3 separate regions of the Homo sapiens genome follow, and regions 2 and 3 are each linked to region 1. The links are chromatin contacts, found by Hi-C or POLR2A ChIA-PET in ENCODE. All regions are on one chromosome and are shown on one strand. Each heading gives the region's core, a stretch centred on a gene start or an enhancer-like site at or near the end of the contact. The rest is flanking DNA. Distances are from core to core; before and after follow the strand shown.

Region 1 (3,375 bases), core at 597-3,096:
GGATAATGTGTTCACAAGCATGAAAGCAACATTAATCTCCTTGTATATGTCCATGAGGGCTCTTGGGTGACCAGGTGCATTGTCAATGAACAGTAATATTTTGAAAGAAATCTTTTTTTCTGAGCAGTAGGTCTCAATCGTAGGCTTAAAATATTCAGTAAACCATGCTGTAAACAGATGTGCTTTCATCCAGGCATCATTGTTCCACTTATAGAGTATAAGTAGAGTAGATTGGGCGTAATTCTTAAGGACTCCAGGATTTTCAGAATGGTAAATGAACATTGGCTTTAATTTAGTCATCAGCTGCATTAGCCCCAGACAAGAGAATTAGCCCATCCTTTGAAGCTTTGAAGCCAGACATTGGCTTCTTTCTAGCCATGAAAGTCCTAGATGGCATTTTCTTCCAATATAAGGCCGTCTGTCTACATTTAAAGCCTGTTATTTAATATAGCCACCTTCATCAACTATCTTAGCTAGATTTTTTGATAATTTACTGCAGCTTCTACATCAGGATTTGCTGCATCACTTTGCACTTTTAAGTTATGAAGACAGCTTCTTTCCTTAAACCTCATGAACCAAGCTCTGCTAGCTTCAAACTTTTCTTCTGCAGTTTTGTCACCTCTCTCAGCCTTCATAGAATTGAAAAGAGAGTTAGGGCCTTGCTCTGGATTAGGTTTTGGCTTAAGGGAATGTTGTAGCTGGTTTGATCTTCTCTGCAGACCACTCAAACTTTCTCCATATCAACAATAAGGCTGTTTCACTTTCTTATTCATGTGTTCACTGGAGTAGCACTTTTCATTTCTTTCCATAACTTTTCATTTGCATTCACAACTTGACTGTTTGGCACAAGAGGCCTAGTTTTTGGCCCATCTCATCTTTTGACATGTTTTTCTCACTAAGTGTAATCGTTTCTAGCTTTTGATTTAAAGTGACAGATGTACTACACTACCTTTTACTTGAACACATAGAGGCCATTGTAGGGTTATTAATTGGCCTAATTTCAATATTGCTGTTTCTCAGGGAATAGGGAGGCCAGAAGTAAGGGAGAGAAATGGCAGAAATCCTGGTTGGTAGGGCAGTCAGAACACACATAACATTTATCAACTGAGTTTGCTGTCTTATATGGGCACAATTTGTGGCACACCAAAACAATTACAATAGTAACATCAAATATCCCTGAAAAACAGATCACCATATCAGATATAATAATAAAAAAAGTTTAAAATATCGCAAGAATTACCAAAATATGACAGAAAGACATGAAATGATCATGTTGGAAAAATGGCATCGACAATCTTGCTTGAGGCAGGGTTGCCACAAACCTTCAATTTGTAAAAAACACAATATCCCCAAAACAGAATAAAGAGAATTGCAATACAACAAGGAATACCTGCTTATATTAAAGCAGCAATGTATATCTTTTACCACCAGCACTTAGCCAGAATAGTGAGTGTTCCAGAGCTGGGGTTTATTGCTATGTGATGTGATCCTGAAATTCATTTCAGGATAAATTAGGCTTTTAGAATGAAAAACTAAAATGCATACTTTCATATGGCTAAGAAAAAAAAAAATATATATATATATATATAAAACCCACCCCATCTACCCCTACCCTAAACAGGCTTTTATTTCTAAATATAGATCTACATTTTAAGCAAAGCATGAATCAAGTCACATATTTAATGTCAGTATAATTTTAGAGGCATGCCAGAAAGAAAAAGGGGATGTGAGTACGTAAAACTTATTTATATTTTTATTTATGCTATTTCCTACAGATTGAAAATAAATTTTCAAGAGTACCACTTCTCCAGCTAATCTACTCTTAGTAGAGTCTGAAAATGCTGTGGTTATCTAGCAGTGCCCTCTGGTGTCCAAATGAATTGTTTTAGTTTGCCTTGAGGGAAAAAATAAGCCATTATATAATCAGACACGGCTATAATCAGCATTCATTCATTTGCCAAGTATTTACTGAGGGTTTACTATATGTGAGTTACTGTGCAAAGAGGCAAGATACAGAGATGTATTAAAAAATACATTTCTTGTTCTGTTCTTAAGGAGCCCAGTCTAACAGGGAGACAAATGTAAACTCACTTACAAAATTACTTAAATCACTTTATCTAGTTTTTCATTAAAATGAGACATACACAGCTGGGTGGCCTCCCTTTCCAAAAAGTTCTGGGCCATTATTCATGTTAGGATGTGTCTGGCTGGCTTTGGACAGAACAACTTTGGTGAAGTACACAGGGAACATTCTGAAATAGAGTAAACATCCCAAGACATACAGCAGGATTCAATCCTAGTTTAAAGAGTTGGGAAAGCGCCTTTCACAGCCAACCCCAAAAGACACTTCTGGTTTTGTAGTTATATAGGAGCCCACTGGTCAACAGATCCGACACACAAATCTGACATTATCCTTACACTTCTTTCTGAAAATGCTATTTTTCTAGAATTATAATGAAAGACCTCAAAATGAATCAAACGAGAGACTTAAGAAATCAAGAGACCCTAAGAATTTATCATAAACTGTTTGAGGATTCTTAGACCTGCAAATTTTCCACTAGAGTCACCCAAACACATATTGTTCTGAATAGGTCCATCTTCATGTCCTCTGGGGAAGCAGAGGGAGCCTGAAGGAGTTATGGAGACCTCCCACCAAGAATAAAAGTGAAATTCAAATACCATCAAAGGAAGGAGTCAGGAATGACTACAGATGAAGAATGATGCTTTATACTATTTTGTGATGTTCCTAATTTTCATCATTTTTCCATTCTTGTTATTGTTGTTTCCTAATCAGCCATGAAACCCTAGTGTGTAGGCAGGACCTATGACCTGCTTCCAATCAACAGAATACGGCAAAGGTGATGGGATGTATGTGATTACATTATATAAGGATTATAAGGTCCATCTTGCTGAGACTCTCCTTTGCTGGCTTTGAGGAAGCAACCAGTTATATTGAGAAGGCCCACGTGGCAAAGAGCTGAGGGTGGCCTCCTGCCAATGGCATATAAGCATTGAGCACTCTCAAGAAATTGAAGGCTACTAATAACCATGTGGGTGAAAAAGCTGACCCTTCCCCAGTCAAGTCTCAGATGAGACTGGAGCCCTGCCCAACACCTTGACTGTAGCCTCATGGAGGACCCAACTAATCTGTGCCCGGGTCCCTTGCCCACAAAAACTATAAGATAATAAATGTGTGCTGTTTTAAGTTGCTACATTTGTGGTAATATTATTTTGCAATGATAGATAACTAATACAGATTTCAAGACACCTTTTAATTTTAAAACATTTTTATTATAAAATACAAATAAAAACATTGAGAAAAGACAAAGTCATCCATTTTCTGCCTCCTATCCCACTATAACCAGTTAGTAATTT
Region 2 (3,375 bases), core at 587-3,086, 430 kb before region 1:
ATTTCGAAGAGACAAAAATGAATGTAAATTAATAATACTGACAAATTTGATGAAGGATTATTTACTGAGAATTTGGAAAAACAATTGCTAATTAAAAAAGAGAAGACACTGACAAATTTGCCCCCAACACAATTACACAGAGATAAAAATAAAAGGTAAAAAAAAAAGGTAAAAATGGGCCTCCCTAACTTCAGTTTGGGACATTAATATTTATAAATCCTGGCAGACTGAGATAATTACTCTTAATAATTTTTTTGTTTGTTTGTTTTTTCAGACAGAGTTTCATTCTACTGCCCAGGCTGGAGTGTGATGGTGTGATCTCGGCTCACTGCAACCTCCGCCTCCCGGGTTCAAGCAATTCTCCTGCCTCAGCCTCCTAACTAGCTGGGATTACAGGCGCCTGCTACCATGCCTGGCTAATTTTTTGTATTTTTAGTAGAGACGGGTTTTACCATGTTGGCCAGGGTGGTCTCGAACTCCTGACCTCAGGTGATCCATCTGCCTCGGCCTCCCAAAGTACTGAGATTACAGGCGTGAGCCATCATGCCTGGCCTACTATTAATAAACTTTAACTGAACTAAATTGTGAACTTAATTGCTAATGGTGAGTTTCTAATTATTTAAATACACAGAACACTGATATAAATATATATAGGTGAATATATACATGTCTATATATATATGGCATGTGTGTATATATATATATATATATATATATATATATATATTTCTTTATGTATCACAAGTGGATTCTATGATTTTGTCTGTAGGATGGGGAAGAGGGTAACATTTTTGGACCTAAGCAGAACCTTCTGAAAGACCCAGATGGCCCCTTGCCCACTGTGTAGTGAAGGTTTCTCCTAGGGAGGAGATGCCCTTGCACTTGCCCACTGTCCTCTCCCGTCTGCCAAGCCACAGACTAGTGCAGACATACTCTGAACAGCCCAGTGACATTCAGTCTTCATTTTCTTATCCCTCCAGGGAACACAACTAAATTGAAGGTAGTGGACAAACTATTACTACTTTTCCAATATGTTTTTCCAATGAAATGGAAAAGCTACTGGCTACATGACTTTCAAAGCAGCATTATTCTAAACACAGGCCATTTTTTAAATCAAGACAGAATCCCCACCAATTTAGACAGAAGATAGGCTTTAACATGTCATTAACAACCCTGGCTGGCTAGCCAACGTGGTGTTAAGAGGAACACAATAAGATTGGATACAAAGGAAGAGAAAACAAACAGCCACGACTACAAAGCCAGACCTATCATTATTACTTACACAACACACCGCACAAAATCCATCACGGTATAAAACAAAAAAAGCTGGGCAAGATCCTTCAATAGGCCACAATTTGTACAAAGCAAATATTTAAAAATGGTCTGTCACATTCTCAAAGGCTGGTGCCGGGAAGGAAGATATCCATCTGGAAACAGACATCTCATCAGCAAATGCACCACACATTCCCAAGGCAAGGCAGCCATCAGGAACGTCCTACCTCACCAACCAGCCTCTGAGCGAATGAATGAAGCATTTTGGGTTACGACAGTAAAACAATCACTACCAAAATCCAGTTTTCCTTTTGTTGAAGACATGGGGGATTAATTTGAGACTTTAGGTTCCCTTTATCAGAGCCCACACTGGAAGAAATGGAGACAGCCACCGTTACAGCCAGAGGGTCCTGGCGCAGAAAAACGTGCCAACTCGAGGAAGAGAAGGGAGACACAGGACCTGTCTTCCTTCGGCTCCCCCCAGCTTCCTTGCACCTGTTCCCAATTTTTCTTTTCTTCCTGTTGATCTTGTCAGGTGGCTTATTAAAATGCACGTCGGGAACAGTAGGCTGACTCCTGTTCTCTGCATGTAAACAGTTGCAGGCTGTGCTAGTCAAAATAGATCTGGGGTAAAAGCAACGCCTGGGTGATATTTTTAGCATTTTATTCCTCAGATTACATCCAAGTGGGGCTGGGATTGTTCAGTGGCATTGATCAAAAGAAGACTACGTGAGAAGGTGTCAGAGTAGATTCAAATTTTCATCATTTTAGAAAACTGTAAGATCCCTTCTGATCTCAAACAGTAGTGGGTACAGTCTGTTTCTGCCGTTTTTCCTGCTTCTCCCTTGAACATGTACATCTATGAAAATTTTTAACTTTTTAATAATCCTGACATGCCAAACTCATTCCAGCAACCATTTCTCTAGTTGATTCATTTAAAAGTCAGTTCTATTAAATACAAAGGTAACCTCGTGGCAGATCTTCTATCTGCAAAGCTTGGAAGGAATGGGGTCTGACCCACGAGTTCTAGTTTTGTAGCTAGCAATAGGTCAGAACCTAACATCTTTATTGGGTTGAACACAAGTTTGTTGGAGAGGAATTAAAGAGCAGAGAAGAGTGAAGGCGTCAATCACTTCAGCATAGCTAACTATGGTTTACTTCTACACTGTCCTCATCTGGAAGGTGTACACTCAGTACAGTCTGAGTACCTATGTGCTGGGCTCTGTACTAAGCGATGCAGGGATGTAGAGGAGAGGGGACGGAGGACAGCAGAGAGCGCCCAAGGAAAACCAGCTGTCTTGAGGGGAAGACTAATGCTCTGAGAACCCATCTTCTACTTGACTGACCACAGATAACTAGGGCTGACTCTAAATTTGGAGTAAACTTACACACAAAGACTCAGCTAAAGAACCTCATATACCACTATCAATTCCCTGAGTCAGGAAGTCCCTGAACGATAACTACTGTCCTCACTAGTAGAAAGTGATTTAGTCAGTTCCAATGTAATAGTCATTATTAAGCAACTTTTAGGGTAGTTATAAACTTCCTAACAAGAAGCTTTGGTACACTTAGTATAAAATATTCTCAGTTCCTTCCAGAGTTTGCTTCAAATTAACCTAATAGAGGCAAACATTTCAAAATAAGATTGCTTGATACATCTTTTTTTTTTTTTTTTTTTTTTTTTGAGACAGTTTCTTACCCTGTCACCCAGGCTGGAGTGCAATGGCATGATCACGGCTCACTGCAACCTCCATCTCCCAGGCTCAAGTGATCCTCCCACCTCAGCATCCTGAGTAGCTGGGACCACAGGTGCACACCATCATGCCTGCCTAATTTTTGTATTTTTTGTAGAGGCAGGGTTTCACCATGTTGGCCAGGCTGGTCTTAAACTCCTGGACCCAAGCAATCCTCCCACCTCAGACTCCCAAAGTGTTGGAATTACAGGTGTAAGCCATCATGCATGGCCACGTTAAGTTCTAATAATCTAAAAATATGATTTGTTAAAAGTAACAAGCAGGAAAATTATGTCTTTAAGTTTGCAGAGACTAGACATGAAAGGTGTCTGACCACTGTATCTCTACGAGGGGAAGTATAAAGACTGTA
Region 3 (3,375 bases), core at 556-3,055, 290 kb before region 1:
AAGGAGGACACTTCATTCTTAAAAAGGGTGGTATGATACTTTTTACTCTTTGGTTTTAACTAGATGTGGCAGAAAAAGGCTAGTTAGTATTTCAGTTTCTATCTCAAAAATGGAACCACACAGATCTTCAAGTTCTCCAAATCCTCCTTGACATTCTAATTGTAACTAGAGTTCACTCATGCATTCATATAACAAACATTTGTTAAATGCCTATTATATGTGAAGCACTGGGCATATTATAGAGAAGCTTTTGGGGAGCTCAGACTGCTGGCGATGGAGATGACAATGTCAATGTCAACAACAACAAACAGATAATTAAAATGCCAGCACCTGAATGATAAAGACTTCTCTTCATTGTTTCGGTGTCTGATGTGGCTAGGACTACCATTCTGTTTTAGGCTGATGCAATAATGTCAGAACTAAAAGCTCAGTCAGGTCTTCATGAATGAGTGGTAGCTACAAAGTACTCAGTGAGACTAAGCCTTGTGGTGGAGACAAGCTGCTATGTCAGTATGGGAGAAAACTAGGAAAGGAATGAGCAAAAAAAAAAAAATCTTTCTCCCAACAGAAAAATCCCAGTACTAATGTGTATTTTCTTGGAGTAATCAGATACTATAATATGAGATATAAGGTTCTTCTAGAGTTGGTTATGGGGCTAACAGACGTATTAGTTAAGATGCTTTTGTTTCACTCTGTTGCCCAGGTGGGAGTGCAGGGGTGCGATCACAGCTCAATGTACCCTTCACCTCCCAGACTCAAGTAATCCTCCCACCTCAGCCTCCCAAGTGGATAAGACTATGGGCGCAAACCACCATGCCTTGCTAATTTTTATATTTTTTGCAGAGAGGGGGTTTCACCATGTTGCCCAGGCTGGTCTTGAACTCCTGAGCTCAAGTGATCCACCCACCTCAGCCTCCCCAAATGCTGGGACTACAGGTGTGAGCCACCTTGCCTGGCTAGTTAGGATGCTTTTGACTGTAAGAACAGAAAATCCACCAGAAGTGGCTTAGACAATAAGGGCATTTATTACCTCACATAACAATAAAGTCTTGAAGTCAGGTGATTTTGGGGTTTTAAATTCAGCTCAGAGTTCACTGGGGATCCAGATTCTTCCCATCTGTGATGGCTAATTTTTTGTGTCAACTTGACTGGGTAAGGAATACCCAGGTAGGTGACTAAACATTATTTTTGGGTGTGTTTGTGAGAGTGTTTCTGGAAGAGATGAGCATTTGAATCAGTGCACTAAGTAAAGAAGATCTGCCCTCACCATTGTGGGCAAGTATCATCCAATCCACTGAATGCCCACTGAATAGCAGAGTGAATTCTCTCCCTGTCTGTTTCTTTTTGAGATGGAGCCTCACTCTGTCACCCAGGCTGGAGTGCAGTGGCACAATCTTGGCTTACTACAGCCTCCACCTCCCGGGTTCAAGTGATTCTCCTGCCCTAGCCTCCCAAGTAGCTGGGATTATAGGCATGCACCACCACCTCTGGCTAATTTTTTTTTTTTTTTTTTTTTTTTGGTACAGACGGGATTTCACCATGTTGGCCAGGCTGGTCTTGAACTCTTGACATCAAGTGATCCGCCTACCTTGGCCTCCCAAAGTGCTGGGATTACAGGCATGAGCCACCATGCCCAGCCTCTCCCTGTCTCCTTGATCTGAGACATCCATTTTCTCCCACCCTTGGACATCACAGCTCTTGGTTCTGGGGCCTTCTGACTCTGGGACTTACACTAGCTCCACCTCCCACTGTCCCTCCCTTGACCTTGAGAACACTCCGGGTTCTCAGGCTTTTGGCCTCGGAGTGGGAGTTACATCACCAGGAGTCAATTTCCTGGTTCTCCAGCTTGCCGTTGGCAGATCTTGGAACTTGTAGGCCTCTATAATTGTGTGAGCCAAGTTTCATTATATGTCTCCTCTTACATCTCTCTATATTTCTCTCTATATATGTTTCTCTGGAGAACCTAATAAACCATCTTTCTATTACACCATCCTCATTGTGTTAGCTTTTGGCTCCAGGCATATTCACTCATGGTTTCAAGGTGGCTACAGCAGCCCTGAGCATCATATCCACACAAAAGTATCCAATGGCCTAAGAAGAAACATCTTTATATTTCTTTTGAACAGCAAACAGAACTTTCCAGAAGCTCCTCCCGCAGAGTCCTCTATGCAAACACTAATGAAGCCACCACCTTGCTGAGAAGACTTGCCCTCGATCCCTCCTGCTCACACGATCAATCGTGCCTTACTCACGAAGCCTCAGGGCTGCATGGTGCCAAGCTCGGGCACTCATCTGCCTGCCTGTCCCAGGCCTGTGGGCTGTGTGTCACCTGTGCTAAGGCCCTGGGCTCAGAGAGCTTCCATCCGAGCTGGAAGCAACACTGCAGAGAAGCTAAATAGCCCACCCCAGCCTCTGCCGGGGACCCAGGAGGAAGCAGTAACGGCGAGGTGTGCAGCCACGGGGGCTGGTGAGGTAAGAGCACCCCCATATCCAGGTGAGGACAAAGTCATCCATGGGACATGTAGCTCTAGAATAAGGCTATTTGCACCAGGAGTTTTCAAGCCATTTTGCTTCAGAGCTCGTTTTGCAGCAGCAAACTCCAGGCCAGAGCCCAGACCTCAGCTGTACTGTGTTCTGTGTGCAGGGAAGCCCATGAACTTTGACAGCTATGGAGACATACATGTCCCTGCTGTGATCCTGAAGACCTTCCTGTGAGAGCTGTCCCAACTGCTGCCCATCTTTGAGGCCTGCAGACTTCCCCTTGCAGAAGTCCCCCTGCAGACTTCCTGTCAAAACAAGAAGTATCATTGGCCAGAATTGTGGGTCGCATGCTTATTCCTAAACCAATGACTGGAAAGGAAATGGAATTATCATGATTTGTCCAACCACTGAGATTCAACCCCTGGGGCTGGGGAGAAGGCCAGCCTCCCCTGAAGAATTTGGCTGTTTGATTCCTGAACAAATGGGAATACCTATAACAAGAAAACGGGGCAGTAGTTGATGGTAGAGGGAATGGATGTAAGGTGGGCAACTAGAGGGTCTGCCACAGCAGAGGTACAAGGCAGAAGCACTTCCATGCAAAGAGCAACTCCAGCTACGGGATCCTTCTCTGATGACCACTGGGCTTGACCTTGCTTCACAGATGAGCTTCTCTTACAGGAATGAGTTTTGCTGATCTTTAAGATAGCTTCTGAGGACACTCTGTGCTGTATATTCTGCTTGTTCATATTACACCACCTTGACCTGAAGCCAAATTATGCATAAGAGTTATAAAATGGTTTATGGCTAGGCAGGCAAGCTGATGTCATTTGTCAAATGTGGCACTCTAGAATTATCCTACCAGTATAAAACCATACAAAGGCTTTTCCACAGAAT

The links. A loop is a pair of places that touch in the nucleus more often than their neighbours do. ChIA-PET counts read pairs that join two places held with the same protein, here RNA polymerase II (POLR2A). Pooled maps may share reads with other maps.
Region 2: POLR2A ChIA-PET joins it to region 1 with 10 read pairs in AG04450. The contact joins two enhancer-like sites. A Hi-C loop is called at or near these places in 1 of 168 maps with a recorded cell type or tissue (endothelial cell of umbilical vein) and 9 of 50 pooled maps. POLR2A ChIA-PET finds 5 or more read pairs at or near these places in 3 of 52 experiments (AG04450, CD8-positive, alpha-beta memory T cell and H1).
Region 3: a map of heart right ventricle shows a loop between it and region 1 (2.9-fold over the local background). The contact joins two enhancer-like sites. A Hi-C loop is called at or near these places in 4 of 168 maps with a recorded cell type or tissue (A673, heart left ventricle, heart right ventricle and 1 more) and 2 of 50 pooled maps. POLR2A ChIA-PET finds 5 or more read pairs at or near these places in 1 of 52 experiments (MCF 10A).

What each region holds. Positions count from the first base shown.
Region 1 is chr1:184,074,107-184,077,481 of GRCh38, reverse strand. TSEN15 (tRNA splicing endonuclease subunit 15) reads right to left here. Exons shown (of 5, transcript NM_052965.4): 5 at 3,270-3,375. Among named protein-coding and RNA genes, the nearest start is that of TSEN15, 24 kb to the right of the region's middle. Within about 2 kb of position 1,846, at least 5 of the 41 ENCODE cell types and tissues checked have a DNase peak (open chromatin) inside an H3K27ac peak, as active enhancers do.
Region 2 is chr1:184,502,659-184,506,033 of GRCh38, reverse strand. The region is part of intron 2 of C1orf21 (chromosome 1 open reading frame 21); the gene reads right to left. Among named protein-coding and RNA genes, the nearest start is that of C1orf21, 120 kb to the right of the region's middle. Within about 2 kb of position 1,836, at least 2 of the 41 ENCODE cell types and tissues checked have a DNase peak (open chromatin) inside an H3K27ac peak, as active enhancers do.
Region 3 is chr1:184,362,926-184,366,300 of GRCh38, reverse strand. No RefSeq gene overlaps it. Among named protein-coding and RNA genes, the nearest start is that of C1orf21-DT, 22 kb to the left of the region's middle. RefSeq lists enhancers at 1,836-2,336, 2,337-2,837. Within about 2 kb of position 1,805, at least 4 of the 41 ENCODE cell types and tissues checked have a DNase peak (open chromatin) inside an H3K27ac peak, as active enhancers do.